Regions from separate parts of the Mus musculus genome. Here region 2 is linked to region 1. The links are chromatin loops, found by intact Hi-C in ENCODE. Cell type or tissue: heart. All regions are shown on one strand.

Region 1 (8,000 bases):
CCGAGGATGGCTCACAGAGATTGTCATCTGAATTACAACCTAAGATGAGAATAAAGTTAATACGCTGGGGTTTAGAATGCCTAAAACCCGCAGGGAAGACCCTGGCCCCTGGCTGTGTGACCAACGCATGCCTTTGTTCAGCCCAGAACCACAGCAAGGTCCAGTTCTTAGGGGGAGGGACACGGTACGCAGAGTGCCTCTAACTCATCTATCTAGATGGAAAGAGGAGACGGGCTAACACACTGGACCGATTCCATTTAACTTTAACTCACACTCTGTGCCTGCGAACGAAGGGGTGGAAGATGCATGTATGCTTCGATCTGAGGACCAGGGAAGGGAGCAGATGTCCTAGTGCCCCAGGAACCCTTCCAACCCCAAAGGCCAGGAAGCCAAAAGCAGAGGGTGTGGAAACAATCCATTTTTAGGGACACAATGCCATCGGACGACAGGAGAAAAGAGGAAGGAGGCAAACTGGGATGCACCACCCAAGGTGGAAGGATGAGCAAGCCTTGTGCCCTCAGCTCCCAACAGGACATTAGTCAGGGAACCTTCCTGCCAACCATCATGGGGCCTCTCCAAGCTTGAGCACTGAATGTAGGGTCCCCTCTGAAAAGATATTTAAATCAGTTACCTACCCACTGGCAGCAGGTGTCCAGACCGTGAGGGTCCCAGAGTTTAGGAACCCTGTGTGTCGCTTCAACTCTCTAATTACGGCATAAAGGCTGTGTGTGCCCGAGCGTCCCAGGGCTGAGTGTGTAGCTCTAGCCCCGCAGAGGCAGTCATACTCAGCTGGTTTGGGTTTTTGTCTTTTTTTTTTTTTCTTCTTCTTGTATTTTCACTCTCTTCGGTTAGTTACAGCAGTTTAGCATTCCTTCCTCCCCGTGTTCACTAGCTCGGGCTCCCTCCATGCCATCCTGCTCTTGTTTCAGGAACACAGTAACCTTTTGCATCACTGCTAGGCATTTCAACATCCTCTTAGCAATTCTTCCTGACACCCCACTTTAGGTCAGTGACTTTTGCATTGTTTTAAATTTCATTTATTTATTTGTTTGTTTGTTCTCTGCTTGGGGTTGCAGGTTCTTCTTGGTTGTTGACAGAATCCTTGAGCTTCTATAGGCTTTCTATGGCAACATCTGACCAAGTCAGCTGGCTAGGGCTTCCTTCACATAATTAGACTCAAAGACAACTAGATGTTGCATCTGAGGTGTGAACACATACAGCCTCCGAAGCGCCAGGACACAGCACATCCTTCCCTGATGATGTACGCCCTTGCTTCTGTCACTAGACTTCTGGGTTAGAGACTCTCTCATTCATCATTTTTAGAGAAAATACCTCCTGACTCCAGAGAACTGCCTGGTATTCTTAGCTCAGCCCTGGTACTGCCAATGCCTGAATGCTGCTGCCTCTGCTGCTGGTGGATTCTGAGGTTTTCCTCCTGGTTCTTAGGCCTACTGATGGCTGAATTATTTGGCCAAAATCACTTGGCTGGCTGCAGAGACAAGGCTTACACCAAAGTATGACTCAGAAATCTTTCTTCATCAGCTTCTCTCTCTGTTCATATTATGTCTGGTCTTTAGGCAGGCCCCAGGCCCGTAGCTCACCCTTTAGAGGGGCCGTACTCACCTTTGGTGCGGCCTAGGTGCTTGGGGATAGGAGTGGAGCTGGAAAGGGCTGCTGTGGTGGCTGAGGTTGAAAAGGTCCGGGAGCCAGGCTCCGAGGGCCAGGACTTCACAGCTGGGTCAGTGGAGGTGTCTGTGCGGTCAACACTGCCTCCACGCGGGGACCCTCGTTTTGGTTTTAGATCCCCTGGGCCTGGGGCAGAAGACATTGAGAAATGAGGTTGTAAACCCGTGCCAAGGCTGGGCAAGCACAATGAGGCCCAAAGCAGGTGCAGCAGGGCACACAGACCACAGAGACACAAGCTGGGTGGGTTTCCAGCTGCAGCTGGAAGGAGGGCACCACAGGGCTAGCTCAGGCTCCAGCGTGGACCACATGGTTAGCATCAGAACTGGCAGGAAGAAATAGAACTCAAGAGGATAAAAAAAAAAAGAAAAAAAAAAAAAGGTTGGATGGTTCAAATGTCTGCTGTAGGGCACACTTTCTGCGGCCCGTACATAGCTCCAAGTCCTGTCTCAACAGCTCGAATAAGTATCTGCAGATGCCTTCTTCTCCACACCCACCACTGAGGTTCTGAGGACCCTGACAAATGGAGTTCTCGGGGTGTCAAAAAAGTTCACTGCCAAGCTTACAAGAGTTTCTTTGGGGGGGGGGGGAGTAACTATAATCTCTTCGTGGGGGTCTTCACCTCTCATCGTACGCTTTTAAGCAGCGTTAATTTTCTGCTATAAACATATATATCTGTTGAAATTAAATAATATTTTTAAAAAGTATCCCCTACACAAATAAAGAGAAAATCAAATAGGATTGAGTCTGGGATCTCCAGATAAGAGATATGATGGAGCAGGAAGGGCCGAGGACGCAGCTGAGGTGGGAGAGTGCTTGCATGCCATGTGTTAAGACCCTTAGTTTGATCCCCAGTACCTCAGAACAAAATAACCCCAAATAAACAAAAGCAAAAACAAAACAAAAACACGGGAGCACTTCTAACAGCCGGCCAGGCCTTCTGTACACTGCCTATGCCTTACGCCCAAAGACCAGGAGGCAGGTGGAGGTTGCGCTTGCATAAACCGGACTCCTCAGCCCTTCAACTTCACGGCTCATCTCTGTTGGCTTTCAAAGCCCAGATCTTAGATGTGAACGGGAGGGGGATGTGGATTCTGGAGGACAGCCTTATGAGAAGCAAGAAACAAGTCTGGCAGACTGAACAGTGACTGACAGGCCTTCCTGTGTTAAGTGGAAATGAGTGACAGGCCTTCCTGTGTTAGGCGGAAATGAAGGTCCAGGGGGAGGTGAGGCGGGCAGACAGCAGGAGCACCAGACAGAGACAAGCACGATTCTAACAGCATGCGGGGAGGACAGACTCTGGGACCGGGAGCTTTGATGGCTTGGAGTTCTTAAAGACAGGGTCACAAGCTGAAGTCAGTGGCAATGATGACCTTAACACTGTCACAGGTGCAGGTTTACTATGGCCACCTGATTTCTAAGGTGACACTTGTATTCCATCTGAGTGCATTGGCACTGGCAATAAGGGAGAATATGTAAAAACTGCACATAGGAGACAGGGGGCTATGGCCCAAATCAGACCTGGGGTGTAAGAATGGCTCAAGATGGGGACATGACAGTGGGGTGACCTCTCTGGTCACCATCTTCCCCTGCTCTGGGTGTGGCTCATGTCCTGATATGCTTTCTGTCCACTGTGGCTTGGATTTCACCATCCGAGATGCCAGAGAATTGCAGCACAGTCATAAAACTTCAGTCTGGCAAAATCGGTTCAATTACTCAAAATGTTCCAACAGAGCAGTGAATCCTTCAGAACACAGAACTGCGGGCTCGGGGGCAGAAGCCAGTGACTCTGCTCTGACAAAGAGAGGGGACAAGGTTCAGCTGCTTACAAGTAAATCTTTAGAAAGGTGGCTCACCCGCCGGTGGGCATTTTAGGAAGCATAGCGACAACTGGCCACTTCCGCTTTGCACAAGGGCACGAGAGAAGCTTGCAGATGCGGGAGGGGGCGGAGCATGAGGTCACGTCACTTACTTAGCATGAATCTCCTGGCCCAAGGACAAGTTACTGCACGTACATCCCGGGGGTCCCCTACTACTGTGCTGTGCCGAAGCACCAGTCCAGGAAACATGACAGGTCATCTTCTAGTTTGCAATCAGAATCCACGGTGGCTACTTTGGAACTGGGGGAGGGACAGGGGTCCGCTAGGGACCGAGTGGCCTTTAGGGACTAACTTCTTTTGGTTGTTGGTTGAATTTTGAAATGAAGGAGGGACACATGATGTAGACACATGGTAAAGGAGGGGATCAGAAATCCCCAATGTCTGAGAAAGAGGCAGACTCGTTAGGGGAGGATGGGATGTCAGAGGAAGACCAGAACCGCAGGCGTTTAGAGAGAGCTGGATGGACCAATGGAGACTTGTCTTTGTCCTTGCTTTTGCTTCTCAAAAAAGGACTCTTTTTGCGCTGGAATGCTAAATTGTTATCATTGTGACAGGAAGGAAAAAGAGAGAGAGAGAAAAGAGGAAGAAAAAAAAACACAAATGAAATGAACAATAATTACAAATGAGTCTAAGTCAGCAAAACGTATTTAGGGAAGCGGAATCCTGGCCAACCTACGCCTGATACCCAGGCCAGAACCATTTAGGCGCTGACTCAATTTAATTTAGTGGCGCCCTGGTGCCAACCATTACTCACGAAGCACAACAGGAGAGCTGCACAATGCCCCAGGAGCCACTGGTTTGGAGGATTTTTCAATTTCAGTGTGTTAAATTATTGAATAAGAATGCTCATTAAGGCTGCAGCCAGCATCTCTTACTCAGCCATTTTAATGACAGGCTCCCTGACTACTCACTCAGCTCACATACAGCTGCCGTTCCCACTCCAGGACACCGGACACACCTAATGACAGGCTGGCCCGCTGTCAGGATACAGTCTACCCGAAACACCTACCAACAGTCTGTAATTCTAAAATCACCTCCTTGGCTAGATGTATTTAAAAACACTATAATGTCTTTTTCATACCCCAACCTCCTAAGACCTGGAAGAATTATTTCCCTTCGGACCCCCCCTCCCCGCCCCCACCCTTCCTTGGCCTTTAAAGCAGAGACCCCACAAAGCAGACGACTCATCTAAGCTTCTGAACATACCTTTCAGTAGTAGTATTTATCAAGTGAGCCAACAGATTTCTGGTTTAGGATTAGAGACCAGACTTTCTATGTCTTTTGCTATACCACCACCTAGTGGTCACATCCCACATTACAGAATAAGGGTTCTAGATACTGACCACGGCTGAGGGAGGCATTAAACAAAACTCCACAGCCTGACTATGTGGAATGTGCAGGGACCCAAGCTGCTTTCACTGAAGGGAGTGCCCTCTTAGGAGCCTGAGGCTGAGACACCTGGGCTTGGATCTCTATTACTGTATCAGTTTTACTTTCTTGGTGTTCAAAGAAATACTACCGGAGTTCCCTTCACAAGACCACCTTCTAAAAACTAAATAAATAATAAAAAATGGACAGCAGTGATTGATGCCCACTTCATGGGTTGTTATGGATTAGAAGGGACACAAGGCTTGTAAAGTATTTCAAAGGGTACTCAGCCCCCAGTGGCAGTCTGCACCAGGTAGACACTCCTCCTAAGTTTTCTTTCTTGCTGTCACTGCACCCCCACCCCTCAAGGTGGGGTTTCTCTGTGTATCTCTGGCTGTCCTGGAACTCCCTCTGTAGACTACTAGGTTGGCCTCCAATTCAGAGATCTGCCGCCAGAGTGCTGGGACTAAAGGAATGTGCCACCGTATCAGAGCTTTTGAAAGTTTTCTTAACTCAGTTAAACTGAACATAGCAAATTCAGTTAACTGTAAGAACAATACAGTCTTAAGTGGGAAACATTAAAATATTGCCAGTATGGAAGCCAGAGGTAACAGGCCCTCTCTGGTTGTAAGAAATGTTAAGGTAATGTCTAGAGGCAGTTAAGGTCTGGGTGTGGCTGCTCTCACCTGTAGTCCCAGGACGGAGGCAGGAGGATTGTCACTAGCTCATGGTCTGTCTGGGTTATGCAGTGAGTTCAGATAAGACAGACCTACAGCACCTCATCATTGGAGATCCTGTCTCAAATGTCACAGTTCACTGCTGCCTCAGCGCTGACACACCTTTCACCTTCTCCCGACCCCACAACAGAGATGTAACTGACGGGTGCGTGCGTCCTCAGAGCTGACGACGTCACCACCTGTAGTGGTGAATGTGACCTCACCCACACAGAGGGCACCTGTTACTCAACATCCCGTCACCCCAAGAGCACTGGACTCCCTGACGTACATTCAGAAAGTTCTATAATAATAGATAAATGCTTAAGCTACGCGGGTGAAGATCTGGCATAAATAACCCACCTCCCAGTAAGTCAGTAAGCTTTTTAGGGCTTCAGGTAAATTGTATTTCAGGTTCTATGACAGTCATTTCTGATACCATACCAGATGGTAAATCTGAACGCAGCTTTAGAAATGTTCAGTTGTTACAGACCTGGCAGAGATGGTACAAGCAGTGACTGTGCTGTACCCGAGCTACCTCACCAAGCTCTTCTTTTTGCACGTGTGCACAACAATGTCTTATTTTAAAAAAGAGCCAGACATGGTGGCGCACATGCCATTAATCCCAGCACTCAGGAGGCAGGGGCAGGGGCAGGGGCAGGGGCAGGGGCAGGGGCAGGGGCAGGGGCAGGGGCAGGGGCAGGGGCAGGGGCAGGGGCAGGGCAGGGGCAGGGGAGTCTGTTAGTCTGAGATCTTTATCTTATGTGCATGACTGCTTGCCTGGATCTGTCTAAGTCCACCATGTGCACGCAGTGCCTGAGGAGGACAAAAAGAGGCATGGGATTCCTGACGCTGGAGTTACAGATGTGAGCTGCCATCTGGGTGCTGGGAATCAAAACCCTATCTTCTGCAAGAGCAGCCAGGTGCTCCTAACTGCCAAGCCAGCTCTCCAGCCCCAACAATGTATCTTTTAGATGAGATTTTTTTACAGCGCAGGAATGTGATGAAACCCTCGGAGGTGAAAGGCCGCCGCCATCTGCCATTTACCAGCGGCAGTGCCACTCATCAATGAACTACAGCAAGCTTGACTAGTGTTCCTGCTCTAACTTCAGAGTCCCCGGCCAGCTCCAATCATCTATCCCCAGTGTCCTTCCTGAGGCTACAGGCCTCAAGGACAGATCTGTGTGGAGGACAAGCCAAGATGCCTTTGAAATGGTGGAAAGAGACAGCCACTCAGGACTTCCCGAAAGCGAAAGTGGGCGGGTGTGTGAAAGATGTGGTTAATGCCCCAGGGATCACTGTACAAAAAAAGAGCGAATCATAATGTCTGCCACACCCGAGGGAGCCCCAACACATCAGTTCCTGTGCGCCCCTAGGCTGCCTGACCAAGCTTCAACCTTGGACATTCGAATAACCAACCAGCCCACGTAATGAATGGTGTTTCCCAAGTACTCTAGGTAACATGGCCATAGCTGAGATGGGCTTGTGGGCATGCCCGAGTAGGAGGGCATGCTCACATGGACACATAGAGTGCCACATCCCCACAGAGGCACGGCATACCCCATCAGTGAATGGAACTTTCAGAGCCTCTATCCTTACCCTGACCCGTCTGGCAGCTGCACCTACCTTTCCCCACAGGCCCGTTGTGGGTGTCTCGTTCTTCCACACAGTTTGGACCCGATGGGGGGTTGTCGGGGTTCTCCGTCTGCGATCTGAGAGCCTGAGAGGGAGATGGCGAGGCAGGGTCTGAGGGCTCCAGCTGCCAGGGGGGGCTATCTGTGGTGGATTTTAACCGTTCTCTGGAACCTTCTTTCTTTGGCTTGATAAGTTTGACTAGGGCTTTGGCTCCAATCCAGTGGTTCTTCCTAATTAGAAAAAAAAATTTTTTTAGAAGTTACAACCCATGCTCAGAGAGGCAAGCCATGGCACTGAGCTGGAGGTATAGCTTGGTGACAGGGCTCTTGCCTAGAATTCACAAGGCCCCAGGTTCCATCCCAGTACCCTCAATAAAAGAGGACTATGTTCATGAACACTATCACGGTCTTATCTGAACACCTGAGACCTGGAATTGAAGAGCCAGACTCTTTGGTGCAGCTAAGCAGTAGCAGAAGTATGTGGTATCAGGAACCATGCTGGTGTCCCGGAAGAGCACCTCCATAGTACCCTTACACATCTGGATGTGTAAAAATGAGGCTGTAATAACTAGCTATTCATTTATTTTTCCCATGAAAGTCATTTTTAGGCATATTACCTGCTCAAGTTAACCAATGACAAGGCTGGTGCTCACTGACTGTGCCCCTGGCACTGAGCAAGCCCCATCAGGGGTATAGGAGGTATTTGGTGCTGACTGTGCCCC
Region 2 (8,000 bases), 75 kb before region 1:
AGGGTTGTGCTAAATAGCAAGAACATTAGTTATGCTACAGTTACTCCTGCTGGGCATAATCAGTAAATGCATGTTCCATCTGATCTTAGTAAATGCTCTGCTGTCTCTATGAGACAATTTTTTGTTAACTTCATTTAGTAAAAGAAACCAAAACATATAAAGTTAAAAATACCCAGTAGGTACTCCTGGGAAGTGAAAATACACAGTAGGTACTCCTGGGAAGTAAAAATACCCAGCAGGTACTCCTGGGAAGTGAAAATACACAGTAGGTATTCCTGGGAAGTGAAAATACACAGTAGGTACTCCTGGGAAGTGAAAATACACAGTAGCTGGTTGTGGAAGATGTTGAGCCCTTGTCAGCTGACTCTGTTGGCCATGGTTTATGCATGCGGTATATATTAGAATCTGAAATATAAGTTGTGTGTTATTTTCTTGCCTGGCCAGTTAAAAAGTTCTCTAGCATTCCTTAGCTCATAGCCCACTCCCCCTGTATCTTCTTATGAGATGTGTTCCTAAAACTGGAGGGCAGACATACCTCAAATATCTGGCAATTTCTGGGAGTTATGGCCTCTCCCAATGCCCCAATAATTGGCATTTTCCCAGGCAAGGATGTTAGGATCAATGGGTGAACCCAGGGGGCACAGAGGGCAGAGCCAGCCTGGGGAGGAGACTCCCGGGAACAAGCCAGAGCTGCCTCTGAAGAGAGCAGTGCCTCACAGTACTGGAAAACTGATCCCATGGCAGTCCAGTGACCTCTGAGAGTCCTATGAAGCCTGCTGGCCAGACAGAAGACTCAAGGGAGCACACCTCACTTAGAAATGGCTGCTTCTGCACCCTGAGGCTGTAGACACTAACAGTCACTAAGCTCCCTGATAAGCTACCAGACATGGCTTTTTCTTGGTTCGTTGACTCCTTCATTCATTCCTTGTGTGGAGACTAAGGTTTTATTGACACATAAACACACAGGAAACTCATCATGCATGCCTACCACGGGAACACCCTGAGGTTATGTCATGCCAGGTGTACATAGAGTCTTACATGGTGTGCCATATTCATACCTGGGCAATCAAAACAAGTGTTCCAGGGCTAGTGAGATGGTTCTGTGGATAAGGACAAGTTGTCAGCAAGCTGATGACCTGATTGACGTGGTAGGAAAGAAACAATTCCTGCAAGTTGCCCTCTGATCTCTGACACATAAGTAGAGCACACATAGGCGTGCGCGCATGCACGCACACACGCACGCACACACACACACAGAGACACCTTTAAAAATGTAGTTTTAAAAAAGAGTTCTTCCTCACTTTCCTGGGTAGATATTTCTTTTTTTTTTCTATGATAGTTTCTTCCTCCCATACAGCCTTACCCAAGCTGACAGCTCCCCCATTTAACATAGCGTCATGAGGAAAGATGAATTATTAACTCTGTAATTAGCTTTAAGTTTAAAAGAAGGAGCCGACAGCAGATTTACGGTTGCTTTGGTAAGGATGAGCAGAGAGGTCAGACACAACGCCTGCCTCCCATCGGCGCTCTTGCAGATTGGTGCGGGGCTTGAAGCCTGAGTCCCAGAGGAGGCAGATTGATGACTGTCTGATGTGCTGAGTCCGTCTAGGAAAAACCATCTTTAATCCGCAAGAACAATAGATGGTTTTGATTCCCACTCAAATAAGCAGATATGATTAATGGTGGTGTGCGGCATGTTAGGCACTATTTACTGAGCTTATTAATAGAGGCACTCAGTCATCTTTAAGAGGACATTGACTTGCATATGATATGTCTGGAGGACATGGAGGATGCAAAATTTATAGTAATGGTTTTTGCCCTGGTAATAAAATCATCATCCATATACACAGCCTTCAGTTGCCCCAAGTCTCCCCCCTCACCCTCTCTTTAATATATTACTCATCAGATTCCATGAACCATGTTACATCCAATTTTATTGTACAAAATGATGTTATTCTTCTCCTTTCTTGTCATCACTATTTCATGTTCATTGTACGAACATCAGAAAATACACAAAAGTAGCCAGGGTGGTGGTGCATGCCTCTGACCCCTGCATTTAAGAGGCTGAGACAGGGGGACCATTAATGCAAGACTGGGACTTGACCCAGTCTCAAAAATGAATCTAATAATTAATAAAACTAAGTCTTAGGAAGGAAAATGTGTGAAAATAAATAAGCCATAAGAATTACCCGAATCCCGGAGCCTGAGGTGTTGGCTCAGTTAGTTAAGTCCTTGCCAGGTCGGCAGCAGGAGGAGCTGGGTTCAGTCCCCAGCACACACAAGAAGCATGGCACAGCAGTGTGTGCCTGGGACTCCAGGACTAAGAAGGCACACAAGGGATCCTTGAGACGTTCTGGCCATTCAGCCGAGCCCAGCCAAATCAGTGAGCTCTGGGTTCAGCGAGAGACCCTGCCCCCAAAACCAAAACCAAAACCAAAACCAAAACAAAAAACTTTTAAATTTAAATTAATTGGAGAAAGCAACCAAAGACTCATGACCTCAGTCTCTGGCTTCCATGTGCACATTCACACAGACACATGCGCGAGAACACATACCATCACATACACCTATCCACACACTTTTTAAAACTACCAGAATCCGTTACAATCAATAAATTATCGATAGGCTTGTGTTTACCTTTAAAGTCTTTCTTTTAGCTCAAATCTTTGCATACAGGAACTCCACCATGATAGTATTTTGAGACTTTTAAAAATAACTGTAATTACTTTCCATACCGTGAAATAATTTTTTCACGACATCTACACACTGTTTATTTGTTTGAGACAGAGTCTCACTTTTTAGCCTGAGCTAGCCTTGAACTCCCTGCAATCCTCCTGCCTCAGTCTCCCCAGAGGAGAGCTGGATCCCAGGAATGAGTCACTCAGTTGACAGCATCCTTTTTAAAGGATCCATTGTGCGAACGTGCCACCGTTTGACTAATTATCCATCACTGGTACCTTAAACAATGCCACAGTTAACCCCCTTCTCACTGAATTTTACACATACCTACGACTACTTTATTTGGGATGCCAGACACCACATGGAAGAGGGAAAAAATCACCTTCCAGGCCCCAACTTCCAGCTCCTACTCCAGCAACCAGAAGGTGGGAATCTCTGTCCCCAGAGACGTCTTCCACCCAGGCTACCCTCCCTGTTATCCATGTAGAAGAAGCAAAGATAGGACTAACGACACACAGCTATCATGAGCCAGGTCCTGTATGGATTTACTCTCAGTCTAGAGCAGTTACTCCATAGTAGGGATCCAAAGCCAGCATTCTTCATGCTCTCTGTGACCCTCAACTGCAAGTCAACATCCCTTTAGCCTGCTCTAAAGGCAGCTCGGCTAGAGACACACTCTGCCTCTGTATGGCACTTGTGTAGAAGAGACCTGATGGTAGACAGAGGCATGCTGGTATGAAGAGTCAGGAAGTGGTGTTGCTCAGCTGGCCCGGCTGGGCAACCTTAGCACTAACTACTGTCCCTCATCTGTGTTCCCTGGGACTAACTGGGTTCCTCTACAGATAGCTCCCCACTTGCTCAACTTCTCCACTAGAGGGCAGTCAATACCTGACTCTATTATTGGAGGCACAGTTCAGAGGTGCAATGTAGTTGACACCCTAATAGGCAACTCTCCCTGTAACAGCATCCTGAATGACTTGAGAGTGTTCTGGGTCAACAGGGAGGGACTCTGCTTTACCCAGACACTTGGGGTCCCAGCAGCTCTGCCATCAGACCTGCTGTAGCTATCAATCAACATTTCGGACAAAAAGAGGGTAGGTGTGTTTGGAGAGGCACAGGAAAGGACAGGGCTAGGCTCAGCAGGGCACCCATCACTTCCTTATGTACCTTGAGACCAAACCAGTCTTGTGGCTAAGAGAGGGGTGGGAGTCAGAGGGACAAGAATGCATATGAACAGGTCAGACTGCCACACTCCTCCACGTGACTTCTGGACCAAAACCAACCGGAACTATCAGTGTATCCACCTTAAACACCATCACCTAGATATGTTACTTTATTTTTGTAATTTTAGGGAACCGAGGAATCGGGCACCTACTACTTAAAGATGAGCTACTGCAAGCTGCTTTGTCACTGTCTCATGCCCGCTCCGTACTCGTCACCACTGGATTCCCAACACATTTCAATCATGAGCCCCCAGAAGAGACAGATGGCCCACCAGGAGCCATCGCCTTAGCTGCCTTCCTACAGGCTCTGGGGAAGGAGACCGCCATGGTAGTAGACCAGAGAGCCTTGAACTTGCATATGAGGATTGTTGAAGACGCCATTAGGCAAGGTGAGCAGTGAGGTGGGGTCAAGCCATTTCCCCAAGCAGGTCTTCGTGGGCAGAGACTGGAAGAAAGCAATGTGCCAACCTTCAGCCAGGTACACAGCTCCAGGATGTGTCCTTGTAACAGGGTGCTTTATCTCCAAGCCTAGAACAACTTTGTTATAAGCAACAAGAGGTTCATTTTATAGAAAAAGATGTTGAGGTTTCAGAAAGCCCAAGTGATCTAATCAATCACGGTTGTCCACACGGTGACCATTTCCCCAACCACCTCCACCAGTCAGTGCACTGGAGGTCCAAAGCCATGTGAACCCAAGCCAGAACCCCATGCCATAAATCTTAGTGAACACTCAAAAATACACACACACACACACACACACACACACACACACACACACACACACTCCTCACTTTCCCTATCCCTTCCCTCAGCTTCCTGGCTCTGTCTCCCAGGAAACCACCTGCAGGGCAACCAGAATGTTTAAGGATAGAGGCAGGTTGTTTGTTCTGTGGAAAAGGAGGCTGAGACCAGTTACATGTGACCTCTATGGGGGAAGCTCTCGGAAGACCACTGTGGGGATGACAGGGATGAAGCTAGGGTTTCACCTTGGGTTCCCTCACAAAAAGAAAGGAGAGGAGGCACCAAGGAATACTAGACAGATCAGCAAGTGAGGCCAGAAAACTGCCGGACACGTGACTGTGTCAAGCTCTGCTCCAGGGCCAACAGAAGGTTCCACCTGACTCTCCTCTGTGGCTATGTTTAGCAGAATCCTTTCTCCCCTCTCATGGGCAGGAGCCCAGCAAGGATTGTACTCCATAGCTCTGAGGAGGGAGCCACATCTCTCTGACCCTCCGTGACAGGGGTTTCTGACCCTCCTTGACAGGGGCTTTGTGTGTCCTTTCTCAGATATGTGCCTCATGTTGCCTGGCTGGGCTCCCTGGTACCCATTCCCCTGACTAGCATCTGACACAGTGCAGCCAGGGGGGGTGAAGGTTGGCTTCACTCAGCACCCACTTTCACCAGACCCCAGCCAGGAAATTGACAGACCATCATGGTGCCACCCCAGCAATGTGACTAGGTGGCCATTACTCTACAGAGGAGGCGCTCAGGATGCTCATGTGGTTTGTTCACGGTCACATACCTCTAAGCCCTGAGTCCAGGGATACTGCCCAGGGTGCCCTGTTGGCCATCTTTCCTTCTCCTTGAAGATTTGCCCTGAGCCTGTGAAAAAGCCACGATTCTTCCCCTAACTGCTAAGAGATAGATGAATGAAAACCAGATGATTTTCATTTGGGGAGATATGTATATTATTTTCCACATAATCTACAATAATGTGTGTTATTTGTGATCACAAAATGTTTTTTGACAATCAATTTCACTTTGTAATCACTATCATACAAGTACCAACCTACCGTTGGTGGCCTTAATTGCAACCAGGGGATCCTGAGAGGAGAAGTAGGGCAGAAAGACCAGGAGCAAAAGAGACTCACAGGCAGCTGTGAGCATAGCACAGTGCGAACTGACTCTCAAGGAGACAGCTCAGCTTGTTTAATAGGGGGTGGGGGGAGAACAGAGGCTACTTAAACCTTTGGAGGTGGGACAAGGCTTTAGGGTGAGTGTATATTGTTGGCCCAGGCCAGGGTGCTGGGGATGCTTCATTTGCATAAAGAAGAATTCCAGGTGCTGCTGGACATGACCTTATAAGGGAAGAGAAAGTTTAACCTGGCTTGAGGGCTATGTGACCTCTTGGGGGAGGGAGAGGGGGGGGGTGCAGGACTACATGTGCCAGGTCATGCAGGCCCAGGGTGGAGTGGGGAAGCAATCCAAGTCCTGCCCATGTCAGAATGAGATTTCTAGGGTTTGGACATGCCTCAACCTCACTCTTGCTTGGAGCCTGCTATGCCCGTCCCATGACTCCCTAGCCCCACACTAACCCAAGTCTCTGGAACTCTGCCTCAGTTGTTATTGCTCTCCCCTGAAGGAATGTTTGTCTGGAGAGGGAACTAGTAAGATCTGGGAGTAGGAATTCAATGGCTGGTTTTAAAATGTCAACTTGCTACAACCTACAGTCACCTGACAAAGGAGTCTCAGTTGAGGGCTTATTTAGATCAAGTTGGCTTCTGGACATGTCTGTGTGGGGCTGTGGGCACAACCATGCCCTGGGTAGGGGCTCCTGGATAGTATAAAAGAGGAAGAAGCTAGCAGCAAGCAGGCGGTGTGTGGCATTCATTTCTCTCTGCTCTTGACCATGGTTGTAACGTAATTGCTCAAGGTTCTGCCTCAACTTCCCTTCAGCGATGGACTGCAGATTAGAGTTGTAAGTTAATTAACTCTTTCTTCCCCTAAATTGCTTTCAGTAAGGGCATTTTATCACAGTAACAAAAATTAAGACAGAAGTGGAGCTGTGGTACCAACACAGGTACTGTATCTGACTCTGATCAACTTCCCTGGTGTCTGAGCATCCGTTTCTCCTTCTATAAAGTGAAACAATGTAACAATCACTTTATGGAACATGGTTATGAAATGTAAATGAGAACATACATGTCAAGTGCAGGGCCACCTGTCACCCAGGCATCTACACAGTGCACAGTTCTGCTGGCAGTGGGCCAGAACAGACCGTCTAACATACAGCATATCCCCAGGTCTATACTGATCCAGCTCAACCCCCTATCCCCTGCCAACTCTGTAGTTCAGTCAGAACTAGAAGTAAACTTATGCTTTGCTGAATTCTATCAAAGCATATTGAAGGACACTACTCAGTAATGTTATAGTACTGTCTAAAGATACTTCTCAAAAGCCCACCACAGCCCCAGTACTGATGTGGCTACCCATTGTCTTTATTCTCAAGGAGTTCTAAAGACACCGATTCCCATATTAACTTACCAAGGAAGATCCATGGAAGATGCTCGGGCATTTTTGTGCAAAGATGGGGACCCTAAGTCTCCTAGGTATGTATATGGTACCCCAGATGGAGTGCATGTTACTTGGGAAGACCACATCCTTGTAACCTTGCTGACAAAGTTTTTGAATACCTCATCCTATGAAAGAAAAGGCATGAGGCTGGGGATATTGGGGTCTGCTTAGAGCCCCATAGAGCATGTCTGGAAATAGATTCATGCCAGCAGGGAAAGATGGCCCCCATATCTGACAAAATAAGAAACGAAGTTAGCAGTTGCTCAACAAAGAGATCTTGCAGTAATCAAACCATTTCAACTGGGGGGTGGGGGTAGCCAAAACGTTCAGAAAACAAAACAGAAATAGCATTGTTCAGCTTGTATAGTAATGAAAAGTGCTCTCCTGAAAAACTCCCCTCCCCTCCTTCTTCCTACTTTATGTGTGTGTGTGTGTGTGTGTGTGTGTGTGTGTGTGTTTATTGCTGTGTGTTGTGGTCAAGCATTTTGAGAACCCCTTGTTTGTCATTAGTTTCAGATTTAATAACTTACACAGTGCTTTGTACACTTTTTAAACCTACAATAACACAATGTGTATTGCAGATCAGTATATGCATTTAAAAAGCAATACGGACTCTCAGTGTTACAGGACTCAGACGGGCTCTATATGCAATGCACTCCGGTGCTTTCTGTTGTGTGTGTGTTTTGTTTTGTTTTTACTACAAATGTTGCCTGTTCTAAGTAGTGCTGCTCAGAACAAGGGCAGACAAACATCTCTTTAGGTTCCTGGTTTCAGCTCTTTCCAGTATGTACATTGAATCTGAAT

What was found. Hi-C counts contacts between places; a loop is a spot of excess contacts. Peaks named below come from ENCODE experiments on the same cell type or tissue, not always from the same donor. Only the 100,000 strongest peaks of a DNase experiment are listed, where the experiment ranks them.
Region 2: it touches region 1 in a loop (10-fold over the local background); 35 of 42 quality-filtered maps call a loop at or near these places.

What each region holds. Positions count from the first base shown.
Region 1 is chr12:100,921,557-100,929,556 of GRCm38, forward strand. It overlaps Ccdc88c (coiled-coil domain containing 88C), which reads right to left. Exons shown (of 30, transcript NM_026681.5): 25 at 7,271-7,509; 26 at 1,624-1,812; 27 at 1-39. Among named protein-coding and RNA genes, the nearest start is that of A630072L19Rik, 13 kb to the right of the region's middle. In heart, a CTCF peak has its summit at 4,868 (motif pointing left); no DNase peak of the experiment used is centred here; H3K27me3 peaks cover 1,490 bases.
Region 2 is chr12:100,846,083-100,854,082 of GRCm38, forward strand. It overlaps Dglucy (D-glutamate cyclase), which reads left to right. Exons shown (of 13, transcript NM_145448.5): 8 at 4,031-4,291; 9 at 7,132-7,231. Among named protein-coding and RNA genes, the nearest start is that of Gm36572, 44 kb to the right of the region's middle. In heart, no CTCF peak of the experiment used is centred here; a DNase peak (open chromatin) is centred at 3,579; H3K27me3 peaks cover 1,585 bases.